Regions from separate parts of the Homo sapiens genome. Here region 1 is linked to region 2. A link is an interaction called in ENCODE POLR2A ChIA-PET data of the cell type or tissue named here. Cell type or tissue: Caco-2. All regions are shown on one strand. Each heading gives the region's core, and the rest is flanking DNA. Links, peaks and the distances in the headings are about the cores only. Region 1 overlaps LOC124900303 (a long non-coding RNA gene). Region 2 has its middle 62 kb from the start of NECTIN1-DT.

Region 1 (8,000 bases), core at 1-8,000, 140 kb after region 2:
GGTCTCTCACATGATACTCTTTCTGAAGACACACCCAAGCCCCAATGGGAATTGGAGCCCCCAGCTGGCTGGTGTTGGCCTTCCTGCAGGCTCTGGGATAAGGACAGTACCCAAAGTTCCCTGACTGGGAAGGCTCTCCCTCTGAAACACTCTGCCTCCTCTTGTTTTCTGCTGTTACCTCCCAGAGGTCAAATTCTCCCTTCCAAAGCCTGGGCTCATGGGTGTCCTATTCCACGCCCTATTCTTTTGTCCCTGTAGTTCAACTCATGCAAACCCCAAGCAAGAGGTCTAACTACCTATCCAAGAATTACAGACCTTTGGAACCTGATGGAACCTCAAAGATCATTCTCCCCAACTCTCAAATGGGGAAATTGAGTCCCAGGAGCCTAACAACAGTAAGAATTCTTTACATTTATATGATGTTTGGAAATTACAAAGTGACTCAGGAGATTTTAAAAACAGCTAAGACTAACAATATCACTCCCTAAGTGCCAGGCAGTGTTCAACATACTTTATAACATTGAATCCTCACCTCCAGCCCTGGAGGTAGGTATTATTACTCTTACTATCATTCCCAACACAGGGACATGAAGACATGAAGAGAGTTTCCCAAAGTCCCGCAGTTAGCCACTGAGGAGCTGGGCTTTAAACCTAGGCAGTCTGGCCCCAGAATCCGTGTCTCTAACCACTCTGCAACCCTACCCTCTGCCTGCTGCCGTAGAAACTGTGAAGGGCAGAGCCATATATGCCCTGGCATCAGGGAAGGAGGAAGGAGACTGCACCAGCCTAACTCCACAGGGGATCCCAGGCCCCATACAAGTTTTTGTACACCCATGTATCAGCAAATGCCCCAGGTAGGGTGAAACCTGAGCTCGTGGGAACGGTGTTTGGTATCAAATGGCGTCATCAGAGGCAGGCCGGGCTCATGAGGAAAGACTTCCTGGAAAAGATGCTATGGAAGATGATTTTGTAGAACAGAAGTGATCTGGAGAAGTTGTAGAATACACAGCACTGGGAAGGAGCACAGACCTCTGTCAAGCCTCTGAGCCCAGGCTAAGCCATCATATCCCCTGTGACCTGCACGTACACATCCAGATGGCCGGTTCCTGCCTTAACTGATGACATTCCACCACAAAAGAAGTGAAAATGGCCCGTTCCTGCCTTAACTGATGACATTGTCTTGTGAAATTCCTTCTCCTGGCTCATCCTGGCTCAAAAGCTCCCCCACTGAGTACCTTGTGACCCCCACTCTTGCCCGCCAGATAACAACCCCCCTTTGACTGTAATTTTCCTTTATCTACCCAAATCTTATAAAATGGCCCCACCCCTATCTCCCTTCGCTGACTCTCTTTTTGGACTCAGCCCTCCTGCACCCAGGTGAAATAAAAAGCCTTGTTGCTCACACAAAGCCTGTTTGGTGGTCTCTTCACACGGACACACATGAAACCCTCAGTGGCCAGAACTTCATTTCCTCCTGAGTAGCCCAACTCTGCTGGTGGGGCTGACCTTGACAGATTTCTAGTGAGTCTGCAGCTGGATGATCAATTATATCAGGAGAAGAAATAGGTGCTCCAGAAACTCTGCCATTCCCGTGTTTTTATATTTCCTGTTTTTCTTATTTTCCTGGTAACATTCCTCTTTTTTTTGGAGACGGAGTCTCACCCTGTCACCCAGGCTGGAGTGCGGTGGTGCGATCTTGGCTCACTGCAACCTCCGCCTCCAGGGTTCAAGCAATTCTCCTGTCTCGGCCTCCCAAGTAGCTGGGACTACAGGCCCACACTGCCATGCCTGGCTAATTTTTTTGTATTTTTAGTAGAGACGGGGTTTCACCATGTTGCCCAGGCTTGTTTTGAACTCCTGAGCTCATGCAATCCACCCGCCTTGACCTCCCAAAGTGCTAGGATTACAGGCGTGAGCCACTGCACCCAGCCTTTTTTTCTTTTTCTTTTTTTTTTTTGAGATGGAGTCTCACTCTGTTGTCAGGCTGGAGTGCAGTGGCACAATCTTGGCTCACTGCAACCTCTGCCTCCTGGGTTCAAGTGATTTTCCCGCCTCAGCATCCCAAGTAGCTGGGACGACAGGCGCACGCCACCATGCCCAGCTAATTTTTTTGTGTGTTTAGTTGAGACGGGGTTTCACCATGTTGGCCAGGATAGTCTCGATCTCTTGACCTCGTGATCTGTCCGCCTCTGCCTCCCAAAGTGTTGGGATTACAGGCATGAGCCACCGTGCCCGGCCTGGAGCCTGCTTTTGAATCCAGCACTGTGGCCCAGCTCCCAGATGCCCAGGGATTGTCTCCATTGGCCTTGAACTCACATCTTTCTGACTCTGCACACAGTGCCAGTGAGGCAGGAGTCCCACTCGTCTACTCTAGTGCTGTTGCCACCCATGCCCTCCTGCCCCAGCCTCAGACCCAAGCCCCAGGAAGGGAGGCCAGGAGTGTCGGAGCCCTGCCAGCCTAGATGAGAGGAGGCTCCCTCAGGGCCACCTAGACCCACTGGAATTCCCACCCTCAGGGAAAATGGAAGCCTCCTGGGTGTGGGGAGTCCCTGTGCAGTGGCCAGCAACTGAGGGAGGGAAGGGGGCTGGAGAGACCTGACAAAGACCCCAGACACTCCCACAGCCCTCCCTAAACAGGCAGCTTCCTGGGCTCTGCCCCAGGGGTTTCATTGGCTGGGACCCTGGAACATAGCTGTTTTTAGAGCTCTTCAGGGCACAATAACCCCAAACCAGTGATGTTTCGTTTCTACAGAAACAGTCTCAGGCCCGTTGCTCTGCCCAGCTGTCCTGCTGGGTGCTGGACAGTGGCTCCAGGAGGTCTCAGCCATGGTGGGTGATGAAGTATCCTGCTGGTGCTGGAAGAGTCTGGTGCTCATCTTCATGCAGCTGGCCCAGCACCACCACCATCACCACCATCACCACCACCATCACCATCACCACCATCACCACCACCACCACCATCACCACCATCACCAGCATCACCACCACCAGCATCACCACCACCATCACCACCATCACCATCACCACCATCACCACCACCACCACCATCACCACCACCATCACCACCACCACTATTACCACCTCTATCACCACCACTATCACCACCATCATCACTGCCACCACCACTGCACCAGTACCATCACACCACCACCATCACCCCACCCTGACCCTATTCCTATTATTTCTGGGCGCCGCTCAGTGCCAGGCTCTCACGTGCTTACCTCATTTATTTCTACCCGTCCTCCCTTTTTTTTTTTTTTTTTTTTTTTTTTTGAGACGGTGTCTCACTCTGTCACCCAGGCTAGAAGGCAGTGGCACGATCTCAGCTCACTGCAGCCTCCGCCTCCCAGGTTCAAGTGATTCTCTTGTCTCGGCCTCCTGAGTAGCTGGGATTACAGGCACCCACCACCATGCCTGGCTAATTTTTTGTATTTTTAGTAGAGTTGGGGTTTCTCCATGTTGGCCAGGCTGGTCTCAGACTCCTGATCTCAGGTGATCCACCCACCTCGGCCTCTCAAAGTGCTGGGATTACAGGCGTGAGCCACCGCGCCCAGTCCCTTTTCTCCCTTTTACAGAAAACTAAGGTTCAGCACAGTTAAGGTCACACTGCTAGTGAGGGGAGAATCCAGTCATGACTTTCCCACTACACTTTGTGCTTTTGCAGATTTGGTGCTTCCCCCCGCCACCCCCTCCATTAAGGAAGATCTTTGTGAGAAGCAGATAGGGAGGAAAGAGTTAGGAGCTAGGAGAGGGAAGAGGGCACCCAGAGGAGGTGGGCAGGCTGGGTGTGTGACAGATCAGCCACCCCCTCCAAGAGGACTGGGGGTCAGGTCCCTGCGCAGCAGGGTCCCTAACAGGGAGATAGTCCCTCTCCCCTCAGGAATGTGCGTGAAATCCCAGTAACTCTCTCCAGCTGGGCCTGAGCTTGGAGGGGGTTCAGAGTCGGCCTTGCTCAGGTTCCTTCTTACTCCTAATGACAACTCAAGGTGTGGAGGGCAGGGAGTGGTGGGGCAGGGGTGCTGGTGACATTGGAGACAGCATTCCAGATAGAGGGAACATCCTAGGTGAAGTGGGAAGTGACAATCCTCAACCCTTTCCAAAGGGGGTCACAGTCACACACACACACACACACACACACACACACACACACACACACACACACACACACACACACATGCGCCGCAAGCTCTGGCCCCTCATCTTGAGGCCTGCACAGGCCTAGACCAGTTGGGGGTGTGTGGCCCATGGATGGTGATGGTGAAGGGACTAAGGAAAGCTGAGAGCCAGCACGAGAAAGGCCAACAGGCAGGATGAGATCAGGGATGCGAGCCTCAGCTGCTTGGCAGGTCTGCCACAGGAGCAGGCATGTCCCTGCCCTCAGGAACCAACCCTCACTAGGCACCGACTGTCCACAGCCACTATGCTTTAACATGCAGTATTACCTCACTCATGGCCGACAACAGTCCTGCTCTTATTTCATTTCACAGACGAAAACGTTGAGGCTCAAAGGGTTTGAGTGACTTGCCCAAGATTAGACAGCTAAGAAGGTGGCCAGCTCAACCTTGAGCTATCTTCCTCTGCAGATAAACTGAGAGATGGAGGCAGTGGGGGGCATGAAAATGGCCCCAGGCACTGCACTGAGAACCAGGTTGCCTGGGTTCCTCCCTCACCTCCCTCATCAGTGAGCTGTGTGACCCTGAGCATTTCACCAACCTTCTCTGAGCTCCAGTTACCATCTGTCAACAGACTCAAAGGGGTGGGGGCATCAAATAAAATAATTTAAGTAAAAGCACATGAAACCTATAATTGATATTATGATAATGTGACCACGGGTTTAACTTGGCCCAGAGAGCCAGCACAGGTGAAGCAGCCGAGATTCTACGGAGGGGGGATGGGCCAACATCATCCCCGTTACCGTCAGCAGCAACTTCATCCATTTCTGTTTATTGAACAGCTAATAACAAAAATAGCAACCACGTATTACATATTGACTATGTGCCACGCACTGTACTAAGCACTTTACATCAGCTCCAGGGAGATGGACTGGAAGTCGGGCAAGGGAGGAAAGAGGGCAGGACTGCAGAGCTCAGGGCCTCCAGCCTCCATCCAGGAGGTCTGAAGAATGGGACTTCAAGATGACCTCCACCTGAGTTCAGAACCAGAGCAAATTCTGTGTGGCCAAGGAGAAAAGGCTTTTTGCACTGAGGGGCCCACCAGAACAGACACAAGGCTGAAATGCAAGCCAGTCCAGGCTAGAGGAAGAGACCGGGAGCCCAACTCAAGGAAAAGGCCAGGAGGCAGGGGACTCCCAGCAGCTCCAGCGCAGAGCCCACCGAAGGCCACCTCAGGCTGTAGACAAGAGGGTTGAGCCTCCTAGCCCTATAGCCTAAGAGAAGGGGAGGACAGAGGCCTGGCTGAGTCTGAGCCAAGGAAAGAACTCTGTGACTTCTTCGGTTTTGAGTCTCTAGGTGGGTTCCCTCACCACCCTGGCTCAGAGGAAAGCAGTTGAAAGAGTTCCCTCCTGTATGAGCTAAACTGAGGAGGAGAGGGGTATGTCCCCTCCTGAGCAAGGGAAGGGGAGAGTCCCACAACCCCCACGTGTGACGGTGCGGCAGCCAGCCCAGCTTGCAGTTCTGGGACGATGGAATGGAAATGAGATGTTGAGACGGAGACAGAGAAAGCTGGAAACACCCAGCAAGGCATGTGTGGGACAAAACATGGGCCTGACTGGACCTTGGGGGACAGGCTGAGGAGCTTAGCCTGGATGCTGACGCTACAGGAGTGCAGGGATGGCCACTGTTGGTCCCTGAGCATGAAGGGTGTGCCAGAAGTCCTGCCAGCCTGCAAGGTCCCCTGGCTCCAGCCTATGAAGTCAGAAGCTTCCTGTCCCTGTGGATGGGGTCCTGGGTTCTCACAGTTGGGTTTCAACGTAACAATGACATTCAGATAAGACTTGGGAGCCCTCCCAGCAGTGAGACCGCTGGAGTCTGCCCCAGACCTTCCGAACACAGGAGGGTTGGCCAGGAAGACTTGCCTCCAGCCCTTGCCTCTCTGGTCATTGGGGGAAAGGTCAGTCCAGCACACGTGGGCTGGAGACATGGCCAGGCAGACTCAGCCACTGGATGGGCCCTGGGTGGTAAAATCAGCCCTTCCTCCAGCCAATTTGACCTCCAGGCACCAAGTCCAAACACCCAGCCTGCTCTGAGCTCCTGGCTCCCCGCAAACACCTGTGGCCTGCATCAGAGGAGACAAGCAGAGGGCAGACCAACCCAGGACAGCTTCAGGGGCAGAAGTGCCAAGTGGCTGCCCTGGGGAGCTCTGGAGGAGGTGACTCCAGGACAGCCCTTATCAATCCAGCTCATGAGAAAGGTAGTGTCTGTGTCCCCAGGGAGAGGCGGCAGGAGAGAGGGCATTACTATTACCTAATATCACCTATTAGAAATCTAAACCTCTGAGCATGCTCTGCCCCCTCCTCCCAGCCCCCTGATTCCTTGTCTTTCTCCCTTTGCAGCCCATTTCCCAGCCATATCCAATACTTGGAATTTCCCTCATATACCCCACATTTCACACACGTGCCCCGGTAGCCCTCCTCACTCTGCCTACAATGTTCTTCTCGCGGTGAACTCCTACTATGCTATCAAAACCCTGTTCAGAAGGCCCCCTGCTCTGTGGGAAGAGACCTCTCTTGCAGCATGAATCACAAAATAGCATACTTATTTGCATACGTGTATGACTCCTCCATTAGCCAGGGGGCAAGCCCCTCACACCGGGCACAATGCCTGGCACATAGAAGTGTGAGGCACACGTTTGTCTAACTGAAGGAGGAACAACAGGTAGGGCAAGGGAGCACGCCGTGAAGCTGGATGTCTGGGCTCGCTTCCCACCCTGAGGGAAGCCTGGGGTGCAGGAACACTGACATCTGGCTGAGAGGGGGGTGGTCGGGAGAAGCAGGTGAAGATTGCTGGCTACTTGGGTGTGACCCAAAGCTCCTCGGGCTCCCAAACCACGAGGCCTCAGTGAATCCAGTAGAGCTGTTCCTGGAAGAGCAGAGAAGCCCCAGTAGCACGCGGCCTGCAGCCCCCAGAATGAACCCATCTGTGTTTACCCCCTAACCATGGATTTCACTATCTCAGTCTGAGGGACAGGAAAACCAGATGCACTGTCACCATGTGACAGGTGAGAGAACTGAGGCCCAGGGAGTGTCACTGGTGTGACCCCCAGAGGCCATCCTTGCGGCGTGAGCCAGGACCGAGTGCGGGCTCTCCCAGGGAAGCCATTGAGAGGAGCCCAGGCCCTGATGACTAACAGGACAGAGACTTCAGTGGTCAACTGGACCCAAGTCCAGCTGTGGCGGCCCTAGCTGTGGGACCTGGACTGCTGACTTGACTGCTCTGCCCTTTTGCAGTACAGCAAGAGGCACATAGCCAACCTCCCAGGATCATTGCAAGGACAGGGTCCAGCCCGGAGCCTGGTGGGCAATAAGTGCTCCCTGGAGGCCCCACCCCCACCCCCCGACACTGATTCCAGCTCTCCCGGCTCACAGCCAGACCCAGCTGCCTGCAGGTGACTGGGCCTGCCCTCAAGCCTGCGGAGCTGGGAGCGGGGGAACCAATTTGTCACGGTGTAACCAGAGAGTGTCTGGGGGCTCAATGCCAGGGTTCTGGCTGGGGCCAGCACCAGGCCCCTTCCTCACAGCTGTCAAGGGGAGGCTCAGAGACAAAGCAACCAGGGCCCCCCTATTCAGGGAGGGGGTAGGCAGGGCTATGTCTGATAAGGGATGAAAAGGGGGATGGCAGGCCCATGCCAAGTGAGGGATGAGAAATACTAAGACCCCACAGCCTGAGGCAGGGAGAACAGCACACAGGCGCAGATCCCAGTGCCCTCAGCCACTGACTATCTGGACGATCCTGAACGAATTACTTAACCTCTCTGAGCTTTATCTTGCTCATCAGGGATAACATTATCTCATTTTGCAGGCTCAATACGAGGATCAAATATGC
Region 2 (16,538 bases), core at 3,489-11,488:
CTAATGCAGAGGCTCCTGTGGCCCCATCACAGAGAGTGACTCTAGGTTCTATTATTGAATTCAGCCAACTCATCTACTATGAATAGATGCTCATGGTAGATTGAGCATCTACTATGTGCCAGCTCCTAGACTGGGCACTGAGAGGCTGAGGGAAATGGTGCTGGGCACTGGAGAGACAGATGGAATGACTCATGGCCCCTGCACCTGGGGAAGATTAGACAGGCATCTGGCAGGCACCCACACCCATAGATAGAGATATGAACAGAGTACAGAGGGAAAGAGGGACGGGAGAGGATGGTTTGGACAAGGACGAGGCAGGAGGATGGGGACTTGGGAAAGCTTCAGGGAGAGAGTGTGGCTCACCTGGGCCTTAGCGGAAGATGGGACTGTGAGAGGTCCCAGGAGCAGTGGGTAATGCCGGGGAGTTCAAAAAACACAGGATACAAAACCTACATACTTGAATTCAAATAGCTGATGACATTGGGCGACCCAATGTCAGTCAGTCTCCGAGGGATATCAATGGCTCACAATCAGGAAGAGTTTAATACACGACATTTTATAAATGTGTTGGCAGGGTGTAGGCAGAAGCAGGGCTGTTAACACCTCAAGGTCCGAAGGAAGGGAGTGGTTACCAGAACCCAGAAAGAGAGGCCACCACGTGAGTAGCACTGACCTCCAGTCAATGGACCTGGCCAGCCTGAGGTGACCACAGGAGAGGGATATGGGGGAAGAAATGCTTTGACTTCTCCTCCAACCTTTGGATCCCCTGCTGGGGCTTCCCATTGGCAGAACCCAGTGGGAATCCAGAGACACAGGGTCTGGTGGACTCAGTCCTAGCAGATCAGCTCCCTGGGGCAGAGACCAGGGACAGAGGATGGCCATGGATCTGGGGGTTAACAGAAGTTCCCTGGCACCTATAACAATCCTGACCCCGAGGTTCTTCCTCTGAAAGTGGGACAGCATGATCACAGTCCTAAGACCTTACCAGAGTTCGTGAAAGGATCATGTGAGATAGAAATGGCCAAAGGCTTTGCACAAAAGTAATCTGTGCTCCTTACAGCAGGCCTGCGAGGCATCCTTCAGTGCCTTCAGTCGGTCCTTTTAGAATTCATAAGGGAGATAATTTTACAGATGAGAAAACTCAAGTTCAAAGAAATTTAGTTGCCTCTCTATATTAGTTAACCCCTTACTTTGCAAGAGACAGAAACCCAAGTCAAACTGGCTTCAGCAAGAAGAAAAAAGTAATTGGCTCTCATAAGTGAGCAGTCCAGGAAAACAATATGGTTTTATTGTTTCAGACATGGTTGTATCCAGGCATTCATTCGATCAAGGTTACTGAGTATCTGTTTTCTCTATTGCTTCGCCCTGCTGTCCTGTGCTGGCTTTATTCTCAGGAAGAGTATTCCTGAGTGGTGAAAAAGCAGCTTCAGGTATATTTCCACCAGTTTAGCAATGCCAGGGGAAAGAGAGCCCCTTCCCCAAATTCCCAGCAAATGTTCTAAAGCTGACTTCCCTGACTCTGGACCAATCTGCATGTCCAGGCGATGAAAGCTCTCATTGGCCAGGCTGGGTCAAGCACCTCCCCTGCTCCCTGGAACAGGAAAGTAGGGCCAACACAGCTGAGAAAAGGCTAGGACAGGATGGGAAAAGGGACAGCCAGAGAGCTGACTTCCCAAAGGGAAGATGGCTGGGTGGCCAGAAACAAAGAGGGGAGTGGAGCTGTCCACCGGGCTGCCCAGGTATGCTTATGGCAGCCCATCCCAGGTCCAACCTGGCTGTCCGACTCCCAAGCTGTGTGTGTTTGGTCGGGGGAGGTTTATTTGTGTATTTTGGGTTTTTAGAAACTCTGCATCCTATGTCAGTGAGGTGCAATAAAAAGACAGGCGCATAGACGGGGCATGCATACAGGCTGGGGACGGCAGGAGTGATGAGGAAGGCAGGGCCTGTTCTGAAGGGTTCTGAGCTCTCAGCTAAGGGGTCTGGGGGCTGGCGCGGGCAGTGCTCAGGTCAGCCTGGCTGGTCCCAACCCCTCCATCTCAGGCTGACAGCCTCAGGATCAGGAGCTTGGGGGCTGATCTCTCGAGGTGCCTGCCCTGCTGAGTCCTCCTGCCACGTGTGTGACCTATTGCCCCCAGCTCCTCCCTCCTCTGCTTCCCCTCCACCTACTTAGAGCCTGATGTAAACGAAGCACCGGGAGTGCTTTGATTTCTTTTCTTTCCCACTTGAAGGCCTCCTCCCCCTCCTCACAAAAGCATGGCGTGTGTGTGCATGTGTGTGCCTGTGCACACGATGGCATGAGGCCCAGGAGCCCCCTTTTTCTCTGGGGCTGTGACGTCCCCATCAGGAGACAAGGGCTGCAGGCAGTGCAGAGAGGAGCATTTAAGGCTCTTGGCTCCCCGGCCTCTCTCTCGCTTTATTTACCACCCTTCCGAGGCACAGGGAGGATCTAAAGAGAGGATGGGGAATGGGATTTAATGCCAAAGCACTTCAGGTTCAGAGAGAGACAAGATTAGAAAAGGAGGGAGAAAGGAAAGGGGAGGGGAAGAGAGAAGAGAGGGGAGGATGAGGGCAGGGACAGAGAGGCAGGGATGAAGGCTGAGAAACAGAGGGAAAGGCAGCGACAGAGGTGGGGGAAGGCAGGCTGGTTCAGAGACAGGCAGGAGAGACACAAATACAGCACTGCCCAGGCCGAGCCCAACAGGAAGCTTGCAGATGGCCTCTATGGCCAAGCAGCCAGGCAGAGGGAGAGGACACAGGGAACCATTGGGTCTAGAGACCCAGGAGGAACAGGGCCATGGGGCTTCAAGCAATGAGTGAGTGTGTCTTGGCCTGAACTGGGGAGACAGATGTCCCCCAGCCTCTCTGGCATCACATTCCTCTTCCCTAGAGGGCCGAGTTCCAGCACATGGAGTGTAAATGGACGTGACAGGGCCCCTGCCCCTCTGGGCTCCTGTCTCCTTCCCAGCTGGTGTGCTGCGTGCCCCTGCTGGCCTCTGCAGCGCCTTCCTCCAAGGGGGTCAGCACGCCTGGCTCATCTTGGAGCCCTTCCAGCCCCACCCCACAACCCAGCCAGATCCACAGTCAGAGACTGGATGCCAGCATTAGAGCAAGGATGGGGTGTGGGGCCGGAAGTCCTCCTGCCCTGTCAGGCCCAGGAGCCCTGCCCCATCATAGGAAAGTGGCCAATGGCAGGTATAGATGAACCTTCCACCGAGTCTCCGTTCCAGCCTGACCACCATAGAGAAGAAGGTGCTGAGCCTACAGAGGTTTGTCTGAGGTCCCTGGAAACTGCCCAACTCAAGGTGCTGCTCCCCAATTACCACTGTGATCCCCAGTACCATGGGGGTACTCACTATTCCAGAGATGCCTTGGTGCCTCACTGCCCTGGTACCATCACCTGCTCATCTGATGGGGCCCAGAGGCCTGTATGAATTGGGACCATTGGGGGGTCCCAATGCTTCCCTCTCTCCCCTGCCTCCACTCCCCAGCATCTGCGCTGGCCAAGGGCAGCTAGACTTCCAGCGTTGATGTGTTACAGAATATGGATCATTATGACATCCCAAGGAAGGCCCCAGAGCAGAAGCTGGGAAGAAATAGATGGGCAGGCAGCCTCTCTGAGCCTCAGAGCTCATGAGGGGAGGAAGGGATTCTACATTCAGCCCCTCGCTGTCCTGTGACTCACTGTTCCGGAGGGGCCTGCCTCCCCCTCCTTCTCTGCATTTCTAGAATCCTATGCTCCATGAATTTTGCATCAGGTTCAGAGGTAGGAGGTATACTGCTGACACTGCCAAGCCTGCTTTCACTGTGCATGTGTGCATGTGTGCACGTGTGTGCATGCCATATATGTGCACACTAAACACCCCTGACCCTGCAGATGGTCTTGCACACTGACTCCAACACCCTGACTCACTTGCATCCATGGGCCTGTGCCTTCCTAATGCCCAATCACAATCTCGCCATGCCCATTGCAAAGTCAGGCACCCATCCTCACACCCTCACTGGTACACACGTGCACACCAGCCTGCGGTCACACTCAGATACCAGCCGCACACTCTCAGATCCGTCCGCAGCAGCCAAGGACTTTTCTGATGAGTTTCCTCATCTTACTCAGAGCAAATCCACATCTGGGCAGACACAGTCCCACACCCACGTTCCAACATACACCCCACCTGACCTGCCAAACACACTCAGACATTCCCAGCCTCACAGCCGGTGACTCACACCATCCAGCACTGAATGCGCGCGGCAATGCTCACGCTGCCTTTTCTCAATACTCATTTACATGCCCTTTAAAAAGCTATATGTTTTACTGCTTACAAAGCATTCTTATGCAGATTATCTTATTTATTCCTCTCAATAGCCCCAAGAAGTGGCATTTTGGTTATTATCATTTACTGTGAGGAAAGGAAAGCTCAGAGATGCCGGGGGCCCTTTCCAGGGTCCCATGGGTTGTATGAACCAAGGTGGGCAGGGATGCCTGTCTGTGTGGCTTCAAATATTCTGCTTATCCTCATAGCTGGTCACCGGCCTACACAGCATGTTTGTACCAACTGGAAAGAGGCATTCTCTTCAGGTCAACACAGCTCTGTGCCATGTGCCCTACTTGGCAACCAGAGCATGGGCTCAAGCTCAGACCTCACTCACCCCTTGGCTGTGCCCATGGGCACCTGCACCTGTACAGCACGCATAGCCGCTCTGCTCTTCCCAGGCACCTGCTGAGGGGTCCCTGCCCTCCTCAGCATCTCCATCTCTTTCCCTGTGCACTAGGCATGGCAGGGTCCTGCCCTAAACCACCTCTGAGACATAGCCCCTCACTTGACTTTGACCGAGAACCCCTGGCCCTGGACCCAAAATGCTTGGGAAGCCCCTCTTCCTGAGGCCTGGAAGGAAAGTCCCACAGGCAGCTCTAAGCCAGATGGAGAAACTTGGGGTGAGCTCTCTTGGGGGCCCCAGCCTCCCACACCCACCCGGCTCCCCGTTCCTCTTCCCTACACAGTGCCAATGTTGGAGCACGGAGGCCACCTGACCTCCCTTGCAGAGCCCCTCCACTTCCACTCCCTCCTTCTTTCCGGGAGCTTTCTGGGGCTCCGCATGCTGTTTGGTAAATAAATCGAGGGCAGCGGGAATAATATACCTGTCAAACGCAGCCGGCTTCCAATTTCTGCTGTCAGGCCCGCCCAGCCGTGCCACTCCAAACCCACTGACACGCTGCCACAAGCAATACATTTCCCGAGACCCCCAACGGCGGGGAGGGCTGGGCTCACCAGGGGATTCCCCACTAGTTGGTGTTGCTGCAGGGCAGACCCAAAGAAGAACTGCCCAATGGAAGAGCTGGTAGGAGAAGAGCTGTGGCAAGGCTGGGGGTGGGGGGCGGTTCTGGAAAAGCGGGTGAGTTTCTGGGCTGCCTTGGAGGGCAGTGGAGGCAGAGGCAGAGGAGTGGGTGAAATGACCCTCTGACCCTCTCTGCACAGGAGGGAGTCAGAGGTCATTGAACCCCATCACCATGGGAGTAGCTGCCCAATACTGGTCCTTCCTAATAAGTGGGCAATGCTGTTTTGAGGTAAAATCCTGGAAACTGAGGTCAGAAAGGAGCAGGGGTCACTAATTCCAGCCCTCTTCCCCCAGCTGAGCTGCGCTTTCATAGCCACAGGTGTTCGGGGCTTAGCCAATGTTAAAGACCTTCCAGGAACAGCTCCACCCAGCTCAGCACGAGGAGCTCTCTAGCCAGGGAGCCCTTGCTCCGGTCTGACCCTGACACTGTGGAGCTCAGATCATCTGCTCTGTGCTAACCTTGGGGCCACCAGAACAGGGCAGCACTGAGCCTTCCCTTTGCCGGCCCCCTGCCACCCCACACACTCACCCCACTCAGTGTCCCAGCCTTCTCATCCCTCAGGTGGAAAAGCCGCACCTTTCTCCTCGGCTCCCCACAGCCTCCAAGTCATGTCTATGAGCTCCCCAAGCCCTTGTGCTCCTAATTAACTGCTCAGCTGTGGGCCCGGTGGATGCAAGTGAGTCAGGGTGTGGGCCTCCCCACATGTCCTTAATGCCTCTGCGGGCTGGAAGAACCCTGGGAGCAGAACACACCCATTCCCATGGGGGTTCCAAGCAAGGCCTTTCACTGCCAGTTGCCCCACACCAGGTCAATTCAGGAAGGAGAGGCCCTTGGATTTGGAGCTGGAGGCTGGGGATAAGAAGCAGAGACGGCCCAGGCAGACATTCTTCCTGTAGCTTCTCTCTTTAAGAACCAGGGGCCTGGGACCTCCTAGCTAAGGGGTGACGTGGTGCACAGCATGGAATGCAGGGGGCCAGAACAAAGGTAGAGCCTCTTCTCTGGGAGAATTTTGTTGTTGATTCAAGGATGAGAGGACTTTCTCAGAGCAGTAGGGCCTGGCCCCCAAAAGCACAAGCCACTAAGCTGTGTCCCAGGCTCAACGCCCACTCCAAACCAGTGCCAAGCCATTTCCTCCATTTTCTTCAAGCACTGGCACACATCTGTACCCCTTGAAAATGCTCCCTCCAAATTTCAGCCCCTCCACATAGACAATTAGAGGTGGAAGGGAGCCAGGAGCTCCTCTCACCTGACTCCTCATTTTTACAGGGGGAGGAAACGGAGGCTGAAGAGGGTTCAAGGCCCAGAGAGGACCATGGTGAGTGATTTCCAGTAAACCAGGTATCTTTCTGAGCCTCAGTTTCCTTATCTGTAAAATGAGGAGAGAATCCCTGTCTATCATAGGGTCAATAAAAGATACACTTCATGAGAGCAAGGATTTTTTTCTTTTTTGCTACTGCTGTACTCCCAGGACCAAGCTTGACAGTAGGTATTTGTAATAGTAAGTCTGTCTCAGTGAATGAATGCAAAGCACTTAGTAGGTGCTTATTAAATGGGAGCCCCTGTTATTCAAAATCCTAGGGAGCTAGCAAGAAACCCTGGCCTCCTGACTCCTGCCCCACCCGCATGGCTTCTCCCCATCCCTGCACCGCAGCCCCAACCTTTTTTTTTTTTTTTTTTTTGAGATAGAGTCTCACTCTGTCACCCAGGCTGGAGTGCAGTGGCACAATCTTGGCTCACTGCAACGTCTGCCTCCTGGGTTCAAGTGATTCTCCCACCTCAGCCTTCCGAGTGGCTGGGATTACAGGCACACGCCACCACACCAGCTAATTTTTGTATTTTTGTAGAGACAGGGTTTCACCACGTTGGCCAGGCTGGTCTTGAACTCCTGACCTCGTGATTCGCCCACCTCGGCCTCTCAAAGTGCTGGGATTACAGGCATGAGCCACCACACCCCGCCAGCCCCAACCTTTCCTTAGGGAACTGGAAACAGGGCAGAAGTGAGGGAATCTCTCTATGAAGAAAGGGGTAGGCCTGAGCTCCCTTGTCACCACCCACTGAGGAGCCGACAGAGCAAGGGGGACCTAGCACATTTGTTTCCATGTCATGCAGAGGAACCAAAATAAACACAAACAAATTTGGCAACACAAGCTCAGGGTGGGCCAGCCCCACTCTGCCCTCCCTGCTGAGCCACTGCTGTTTGCTCATAGAGATGAAGCTGAGTAACTCTCAGCCACCCACTGAGCTGGGAAGCTAGCCCAGCCCAGCCTCCACACAGCCACAGGAGATGGGGGAGACAGGAGACTTGCAATCTTGCTCCTAGTCCTGGGGCCTCGGTGCCTTCCGAGGAAAAGCCTTCCTGGGCTGTGGCATGTGGGATTTAGTTCAGCTCCACGGGAGGCCTCCTGTCCCCTCGGTTTGCTGTACGCAGAGGTTATGGAGTATCAGTAGGAGGGGAGGGGGAGCAGGGACACGGGAGGCTGGTTAAAGGGCCCTCCTGCTTTGTGGCTGGGGTTGCATGAGCTGCCTTCTTGGGTCCAGGCTGCCTCTGGAGGTACAACCAAGCAAGGGGGGCCCCACACAACGCTCACTCAGTCCAGACCAGAGAAAGGGATGGAAAGGGCAGGGGGCCACCGTCCAGCTTCCATGTCAGCCACTTCTCGCATCCAGGGTCCCCACACCAAGATGCCCTCAAGCTATTTCCGTTTCTCTCTTTCTTTCTCTCTCTCACTCACTCACACTCACCCTCACACACAGTGAGCAGCAGGGTCCTCACAGCAGGAAGCTGGTTAAGGGTGCCCAGACAGTGAGTGGGGCAAGTGTCAGGGCAGTAGCCTGCACTCCTGGAGCTCCGTGCATCCCTCCTGCCCCAGCCGTCCTGCACCAGTGAGGGATGTGCAGACTCTCTGGCTGTCAGAGGACAGGAGGGTCTGGACAGGACCAGGCAGGGAGCCTCAACCACTGCAGCACCCCAAGGGAGGAACCTCCATTCAACTTGGAAGCACGCCTGTCCTCACCCCAGCCCCTGCCCACATGTGCACACACACAAGGCCCAGGAAGAGGAGGATCTGGATTAGCCAAACAAAAAGCCCAAGCTTGAAATGAAAGCCAGAAGGGCCCTGAGCTGGGCTTTGCTGGACGCGCTTTCTGTCGTGCACAAAAAGACTCTTAGCTGCAGCCCTGATCCTCACCAATTCCTGACGCCCTGCCTAAGCACTCCCTCCTCCCAGAAGCCTCCCCAGAATTTGTCCAGGCAGCCCTCTCTCCCTCCTCTTAAGGGGGCATAGCTGCAGTACCATATATGGTTGTAGAATTGGGTATTAACATTTTCTTTAGTATTCAAGTGAGATTTGCACACACACAATACACACATATGCAAACGCAAGAATAGATGCAGATATGCACTTATGCGTGTGTGTGTGTGTATGCAAGTGTGCACACCCCCCACCACATGCACACACGGTGCTGGGCCTCTGCCTTCATGTTCCAGCTTCAGTCTGATGCCATCATTCTGCTGTCCTGTCGGCATCTGTGTGATGGTACTAGCTTGTGGGGTGACCGAGTGTGGCCTCAGTCATTCCCTGGTGTCCCCACAGAAGCTCCTGGGACAGTGCACGGCTAACGACACTAGTCTGTGATCAGATGGACCTGGTTTGACTCTTGTCCCAAATGGTGTCAGGCAAGCCCCTCCCTGCCTCTGTGCCTGGGCTCCGGGTCGGCTTCCCTTGTAGTGTCACTGTAAGAATTAAACAAAAACATGGTACCCAGCAGGCGTTCTCTAACAGTATTTCCATTACTGTCCCTTCATAAAAGATTAGAGAGATGATGTAGATGAGGACAGATTTCAGCTCAGAAAGCAAGGAGCTTTTTCAAAGTGTCCAGTCTCTCCGGCAATGTCATCTTCTAATTCAGGGCAAGACAGGGGGAGCCCAGGCAAGCTCTGTCTTGCCGGGGCCGGGGACACACCCAGGATGGTGACAGCCCCCATGCTAGCTTGCTCTAGCTCCCACAGAGAGCCCCGCCTCCTGCACAGCTCCAACAGGCCCCCAGCTGCCTCAACCTCCCAAATGCATATCTATGGCCCGTGGGACATTTAGTGTGGCCACCAGGAATGAGTGTGAGGGGGCTGGAAGGATTTGTGGCTAGAAAGAGGGGACAAGCCCTGATGGCAAGTGTCAGTGTCAACACTGGGGTTGGAGTCATGCCAACCCCAGCCTGTGCACACACATATGCCATCAGCAAAAGCAAGGCTGGGCCAGGCCAACCTGAGACTCCCAGCCAGCCCAGGCCTCCCAGCTTCCTTAGCAGTCTTGCTGCACACACACAGCGCACACATGTTCGGCAAGACCAGAAGCCATGGAGTCTAGCACTACTGAGCTGGAGACTGTGGTGGGCCTTTGGGGGGTCTTTGCATACCCACAGATAGGAGGCCAAAGTGCCTGTGTGCACACACGCCCGTGTCCGCACATGCACCGTGAGCCTCTGGACAGGGAGGGGTCTGTCGCCTTTGTCACATTCATTCCAGAAGGATCCATGACCCCCAAAAGCTCAAAGTTGCCATCCTACTTTTCCATTCATGTTTCAGTTGAGGTAAGTAGAGGCCCAGAAAGGCCAACTCTCAGTCCAGTTCCCGGGGACAGACTTGGACCCTCAGCTAGGGATCCAGAGAGGACCAGAGAGGGGCCTGCCATGTGGACCCATGCACGCTGAGCTGCTGTCTGTCTCTGTCTCCCTTCCCGGGGTGACAGCTCACCCCCTCCTCTTCCTACCTGCCCCTCCACTCCTCCAGTACGGGCGAGGAGCCCCACCATCAGCCATCCTCCCACGACCTTCGTGAAGGACAGAGGAGAGGAGAGAAGTGCTCTTGGTAAGACCTCCACCCTGACAGCCGCCAGGCACCCAGAGCAGGGCCAAGAGGCGGGCAGGTGCGTGGGTGGTGGTGCCCCCTACACGCCAGCCTCGACAGCCCTCCCAGGCCTCCCTGCCTGCCTTCGAGTGTGATGAGTTTATCTCCATGGGACAGAGAGGTGCGTTTGACGGCAGAGATGGCTCAGGCTGAACTCCTCTGTAAGCGGGCTCCCCGGGGAAGGGATGAGAGAGATTGTATCACCTCTGTTTGTCAGTCAGTCAGGAAATGAGTCTTCCTGCAGGCCCTCCCAATGCCGCCATGTGCTCAGCCCAGCCGCCTCGACAACCAAAGGAGCTGTCAACATCCCACCGGCCCGGGGCACAGGACTCCTGGGGACATGAGGAGATGAGAAATAACTCACCCAACCAGCCCCCAAGAAAAAAGAAAAAAAAAAAGAAACCAAACAATCCTCGCCACTCTGCTTCCTTGTCCTGACGCTAGGGTAGATCTCTGAAGTTTGGGAAGAAGCAGCAGTTTGAGGGTAGAGAATACACCTGGGAGAGCAGGAACACATGGGGACCATTTCTGTGGGCACCCCAGGGGACCTCACCTCCAGGGCCCACGTCATCACCCCCGCCCATGTTGGCTCTCGCCCTGCAGGGTCTGCCTGCTCCTTCCCTGGGGACTGCCTGCTCTCTGCTCCACTCTGCCCAGGCAGCCAGCATCCGGGGAGGTCAGAGTCTCTCCACAGACTGGGGTCCAGGGTCCCTCTTCTGGATAAAGGAGACATGGCCAAGGAGTGGGGAGAGTCGGGGACCAAGGCCAGCACATGGGGCAGCCCACCTCATCTCCCTGGCTGTGTACCTAGACCTCCAAGACTCAGCTGCATGTTAGAGATTCAGGAGAGGAGGCTGAGGGGCCATCTGGGCCTCTTTGGATAGGGAAACCGGAATCAGATACAGGGGTGGCCAGACTTGGGGTCTGTGTCCCACTCAGAGGGGAGAGAAGGCCTTGCTAACGGGTCACCTGTGCAGCCAGTCATAAGTCATCGATGCGAAAGCCACAGAGGGCCCCTGGCTGCCACGTTCAGCAAAAGTGTCCGGAGGAGAAAGTATCTCCTCTGCCCTTTGTTCCCCCATCTCCCATCTCACCCCAAGCAGAGGCCCTGGCTCCTCCTCTCTATCTTCAGCCAACCCAGTGAGGATGGTGGGGAGCGCTCTATGTAGGGTGCTGACCAGAGGCCCAGGCAGCTTCCCCTGGGGCTGGGGCACTCCAGACCCCAGTAGGCCCCCACAACCTCCCAGCCCCCACCTATTTGCTGTGTGCTGTGATGTGAGATGTCAAATGTCTGTGAGTCTATTTCCTTATCTGTGAAATGGACCACCTGAAGTTAGGAGTTCAAGACCAGCCTGGCCAACATGGTGAAAACCCTGTCTCTACTGAAAAAAAAAAACAAAAACAAAAATTAGCTGGGCGTGGTGGCATGCGCCTGTAATCCCAGATACTTGGGAGGCTGGGACAGGAGAATTGCTTGAACCAGGGAGGTGGAGGTTTGCAGTGAGCCGAGATCTCGCCATTGCACTCCAGGCTGGGCAACAAAAGCAAAACTCCGTCTCAAAAAAAAAAAAAAAAATCTGTATATCCATCTGGCAGGGGGCAGGGAACAGGAATCAGGGATGAGCAGTTTACCTTTCCCACCACAGCTGAGCTCTGAATGCACAACGAGGGTCCCAGAGCAGAGACCAGCAGAGACTGGGGATTCAGCATGGGAGGCTGCTGGACCCAACAAGGACAAAGGAGCTGGCAGGGACTGGCAGGGGAGTGGTGGGGACGAGGACAGGCAGTGGTGGGGAGCCCTCTCCAAGGACAGAGGCCTGAGGTGCTCTCTTGTTGGTAGCTTGACCCCTACCCCAGTGGCTGGTGGGGGCTAGGGAGGGGCAGGGAGCCCTCTGCCCCTACTGTCATGCCCAGCACTGGGTCTGGCACACAGCAGCTGATGGCAGGCTGGGCACCCTTGACTGAGGCTGGGCAGGCTTTGAGCTGCTCGCTCACCCAGAAGGTGCTAATTGAGCTGATTAATTGAGCCAATTACCTTGGCCTCCCAGGAGGGCTGGGAGCGGGCCTGGCTCCTGGGGACCAGGTGCAATCCTACAGGATGGGCTGATGAGGGAGTCAGGCCCTCCATGGGTGGGCTGTGCTCTGCGCCTCCAGCCCTGCCCACCTGCACGAGCACAGGATGAAGGGTGGGCTGATGCCCACTCGAGCAAGGTGAGTGGGGCTCCTGGGCAAACCCAGGAGGGTCCGGCCAGAAGGGAGGTGGGGCTAGAGCAGGTGCGGGGACCCCAGGACAGGAAGGGGTGCTCCGGGCAAGTGACCGATTCTGTAGAGAAATGAATTACCCTTCCCTGCTGCACCTTCTGCTAATTTTGGAGTGTAAGTGAAAGAGAGAGCGAATGTGAAATGCAAATCATCAGGCCAAGCATTTGTGACATGCAGGAATGGTATGAATTACCTCTGCCTTTAGGCTCGGCCAATCTACATAGCACCCTGCAGGCACTGTGGCTGTTGTTGCCATTTTACAGATGAGAAAAATGAGGCTCAAGGGACTGCCACTGACTGAGGCCACACAGCTGACAAGGGAGGGGGTCAGATTCACACCCGAGTCCTCTAGGCTGCAAAAGCCTGAGGTGTGGCTGGGCTAGGGAGCCAGCAAGCATGGCAGCAGGAGGGAAGGCAAGGCCCATGTGCCTGTCGGCTGCCTGGGCTCAAGGAGTGCAAGGGCAGAGGCCTGGAAGCGTGTCTACCCACAAATGTGCGCTTGGCAGAATGTGAGTCCTTCCCTTGCAGCCCCTGGTCTCACCTGGGACCAGTCTCCAACCTTGAGCCCAGCGGAAGGCCAAGGATAGTCCCTAGACCAGAGGGAAGGAAGCTCCATGTCCCAGCAGTTCCTCTGTCTCCCTTTCTCCATCCACACCATCACTGGAGTCCACACCGACATCCTGGCTTGCCTGGACTCGTGTGATAATTTCTCACACGAGTGAATGGGAACACCTGTTCCCATTCAATTTTGTCTCCAGATGGAGGCCAGGGGGGTTTTCTTAAAAAAAAAAAAAGAAAGAAAGAAAAGAAAACACACACACATATCTAATCACACCCATTTTTGTCTTATTTTGTGTGTGCGTGTTCAAATGATAGGTCTGTTTATTTGAGTAATAGAAACTATCTTCATTTCAGAAGAGAAAAAGTGCCTTTTTAAAAAATTACTTTTATTGACATATACTTTACATAAAGTGTACCCATTTTAAGAGTATAGAAAATGAATTCTGACAAACATGTACACCTGTGTAACCACCAGCCCATCATAATATTTCCGTCACCTGAGAGAGTTCCCTTATATCCTTCCCCATCCCCCACCCCAGGAAACCACTGATTTCAAAGCCGCAAGTGCTAATGGATACCCACCTCTCTCTGGGACCATCTCCCAGAACTTATCTGCTGCAAACTGAGCTTTTAACTTCTCACAGACCAAATCTCCCCCTATAGTTTTTGTTTGTTTGTTTGTTTGAGACAGAGTCTGGCTCTGTCACCCAGGCTGGAGTGCAGTGGCGTAATCTCGGCTGCCTCAGCTTCCCGAGCAACTGGGATTACAGGCATGCACCACCATGCCTGCCTAATTTTTTTGCATTTTTAGTAGAAACGGGGTTTCACCATGTTGGCCAGGCTGGTCTCGAACTCCTGACCTTAGGTGATCCACCCACCTCAGCCTCCCAAAGTGCTGGGATTACAGGCATGAGCCACCCCACCCAGCCTCCTCCTGTAGTTCTAAACCACATCTAAACCAGGGCTTGGTTTATGGTTCCTGAGAGAATCTGAGCCAGTTTGCTGCTTGCTATGCAGACATCTTGCTCCTGCTCCCCCAGGACACACCCAAGATAAAGCATGTTCGGCTGGGTCTTGCCTCCAAGGAAACACTTAGGATGGTGAGGAGCTGCCAGACAGATGGAGGAAGCAGGGAGAGGAACTAAGGGGCCAGAGCCCAGGGCTATTCACGGGCCTCACCATTTCTCTGAATTCTTCAAGGAGTGGTCATTCATGTCAGGGCCCAGGTTAGGAAATGTGGCAATGGGTGCATGGGCTTCAAGCAAGTCAGTTCACCTCACTGAGCCCTGGTTTCCTAATCCAAAAGTGGGAGATGGAAATAATAGCACCTTGTCAGCAATAGCTTGTCAAGATTAAATAAGGCAATGCATGTGAAGCCCTGGTGCATAGCAAGTATTCACAAAATGCTAGATCAAATGATGACTAAACCTGCAATTCTGTAATCGTTTGTTTTTGATCCTCACATTTGTCAAGTGTTTTATAGTTTATGAAACACTTTTACATTTATTTTCTCATTTGATCCCACAGCAATCTTGTAAGTACACAGGACAAATACTATAGGCCCCATTTTACAGATGAGATAACAGAGGCCCAAAAGGGTAAAAGAAATTGTGCAATTTCTACGGGACCTCACGAGCAGCATAACTAAAGCTCTCTGACTTCTATCTGTATTTTTCCCCCACTGGACTTCCACTCTGCCATGTACACCCCTGCCTGCTGGGATCCATCGGGTTCAGCATGTAACCCAGCAGTCCAAGGAACCTCTGAGGCTTTGTGGAGGCTTTAAGAGCTGAGGCCCTTTTCTTTCAACTAAAGAAAAGGGTTTGGGGTGAACACGGCTGAAGGCCTTCAGATAACACATGTGCCTAGGAGATAGGGCTGAGGCTGCGGCTGGCATTAGGGTTAGGACAGAGAATTTTCCCTGCTTCGCAGGGCCAGAAAGGTGGAGGATGACACCCGCTGGAGGAGGAAGTGGTAACACGGCCCCCCTCTCAGCCTCCCAGGTCCTTATGAAACAGGTGGGTGGGCCCCAGCCACCATGGGCATTGATTTCCCCCTAGCAGAAAATGGAAAGTGAGTTAAAATCCTTCCTGCAAATTGCCAAACACCTGAGGAAAACAAACAAGTTTGGGATACATTCATTATCTATTGCTGTGTAACAAATTATCCCCAAACTTATTGGCTTAAACAAAGAAATGTTTATCATCTCAGTTTGTGTGAGTCACAGGCTGTGAGAGAATGTTGGCTGGGTGGTTCTGGCTCAAGTCCTCTCATGTGGCCACAGTCAAGAAGTTGGCCAAAGCTTCAGGCATCTGAAGGCAGAACCGGGGTTGGAAGATCCACCTCCCAGGTGGCTCACTTGCATGGTGCTGGGCAGGACGCCTCAGTTCCCCACCACGGGGAGGTTTCATAAAGAGGTTGTGTGAGTGTCTTCATAACAGGGCAGCTGCTTCCCACAGAGCCAGGAGAAAACCACAATACTTTTTATGACCTAGTCTCAGAAGTCACATGGCATAACTTCTGCCATATTCTATTTGTGAAAACTGAGCCTCAAAGTCCAGCCCACACTCAAGGGAGGAGAATTGGCTCCATCTTTTAAAGGGAACATCAAATAATTGCATACATATTTTAAATCACCGCAAAAGGATTAAACACCCTCAGATGGGTGAGCTCAGAACAGACCCAGGAGACAGCCTGCAGGTCAAGACCAGCATGTTAGAGGCCCTCCCAACAGCACCTGGGAGGGCTCTTCACCCCAGCTAGAGTCCCTGACTCCTGCCTTCATCATCACGCCACTTGTGCTACCCTGGATCAGGGGCCAAGTATCCCAGGAGGCTGCCTTCACTCGAGCCTGAGCATGGGGTTGGGGAGGAATTGGGGTACTGCACACTCCCAGCCACGGGGCCACCCTGCCTATAGCTCAGGGGGAGGAGGGCTCCATGTCTGCCCGGGTATGAGTTGCAGGAACATGTTGAGGTGTACCCTTGCCAATACTCTTGGGTCTGAAAAGGAAACTGCCTTCTGTGGTTTAAATGCTTGTCCCCTCCAAAACTCATGTTGGGATTTAATTTCCATGTAACAGTGTTAACAGCTGGGGCCTTTAAGAGGTCATTAGGCTGTGAGGGCCCCACCCTCACGGGAGGGCTTACTAAAAGGGCTTTCAGGCATAGGCTCCTTCTCTTGCCCTTCTGCCATGGGATGATGCAGAAAGAAGGCCCTCACCAGATGCCGGCCCCTCAATCCTGGACTTCCCAGCCTCCAGAGCTGTGAGAAGTACATTTCTGTTCGTTATAAACTGCCCAGTCTCAGGTATTCTCTTATAGCAGCACAAAAGAGAGTAAGATGCTGTCTTTCACTGGATCCTAGTGGGCCTGGGTGACACTAGAGCTGCAGAGGGGAGGCCTGCCTGCCTAGCCTCTCCTTCCAACAAATCCATCCCAAGGAGGCAGCCCCAGGGCCACCTGCCCCTGCCTGCTGGCT

The links. ChIA-PET counts read pairs that join two places held together with the same protein. Peaks named below come from ENCODE experiments on the same cell type or tissue, not always from the same donor. Only the 100,000 strongest peaks of a DNase experiment are listed, where the experiment ranks them.
Region 1: POLR2A ChIA-PET joins it to region 2 with 10 read pairs; 2 of 35 experiments call an interaction of 5 or more read pairs at or near these places.

The regions. Positions count from the first base shown.
Region 1 is chr11:119,643,337-119,651,336 of GRCh38, reverse strand. The region is part of intron 1 of LOC124900303 (a long non-coding RNA gene); the gene reads right to left. It also overlaps a transcript of NECTIN1 not described here. Among named protein-coding and RNA genes, the nearest start is that of NECTIN1-AS1, 63 kb to the left of the region's middle. RefSeq lists an enhancer at 856-1,423. In Caco-2, for the core only: no CTCF peak of the experiment used is centred there; no DNase peak of the experiment used is centred there.
Region 2 is chr11:119,783,032-119,799,569 of GRCh38, reverse strand. No RefSeq gene overlaps it. Among named protein-coding and RNA genes, the nearest start is that of NECTIN1-DT, 62 kb to the right of the region's middle. RefSeq lists enhancers at 3,308-3,929, 10,788-11,325, 11,743-12,565, 12,566-13,389. In Caco-2, for the core only: no CTCF peak of the experiment used is centred there; a DNase peak (open chromatin) is centred at 8,309.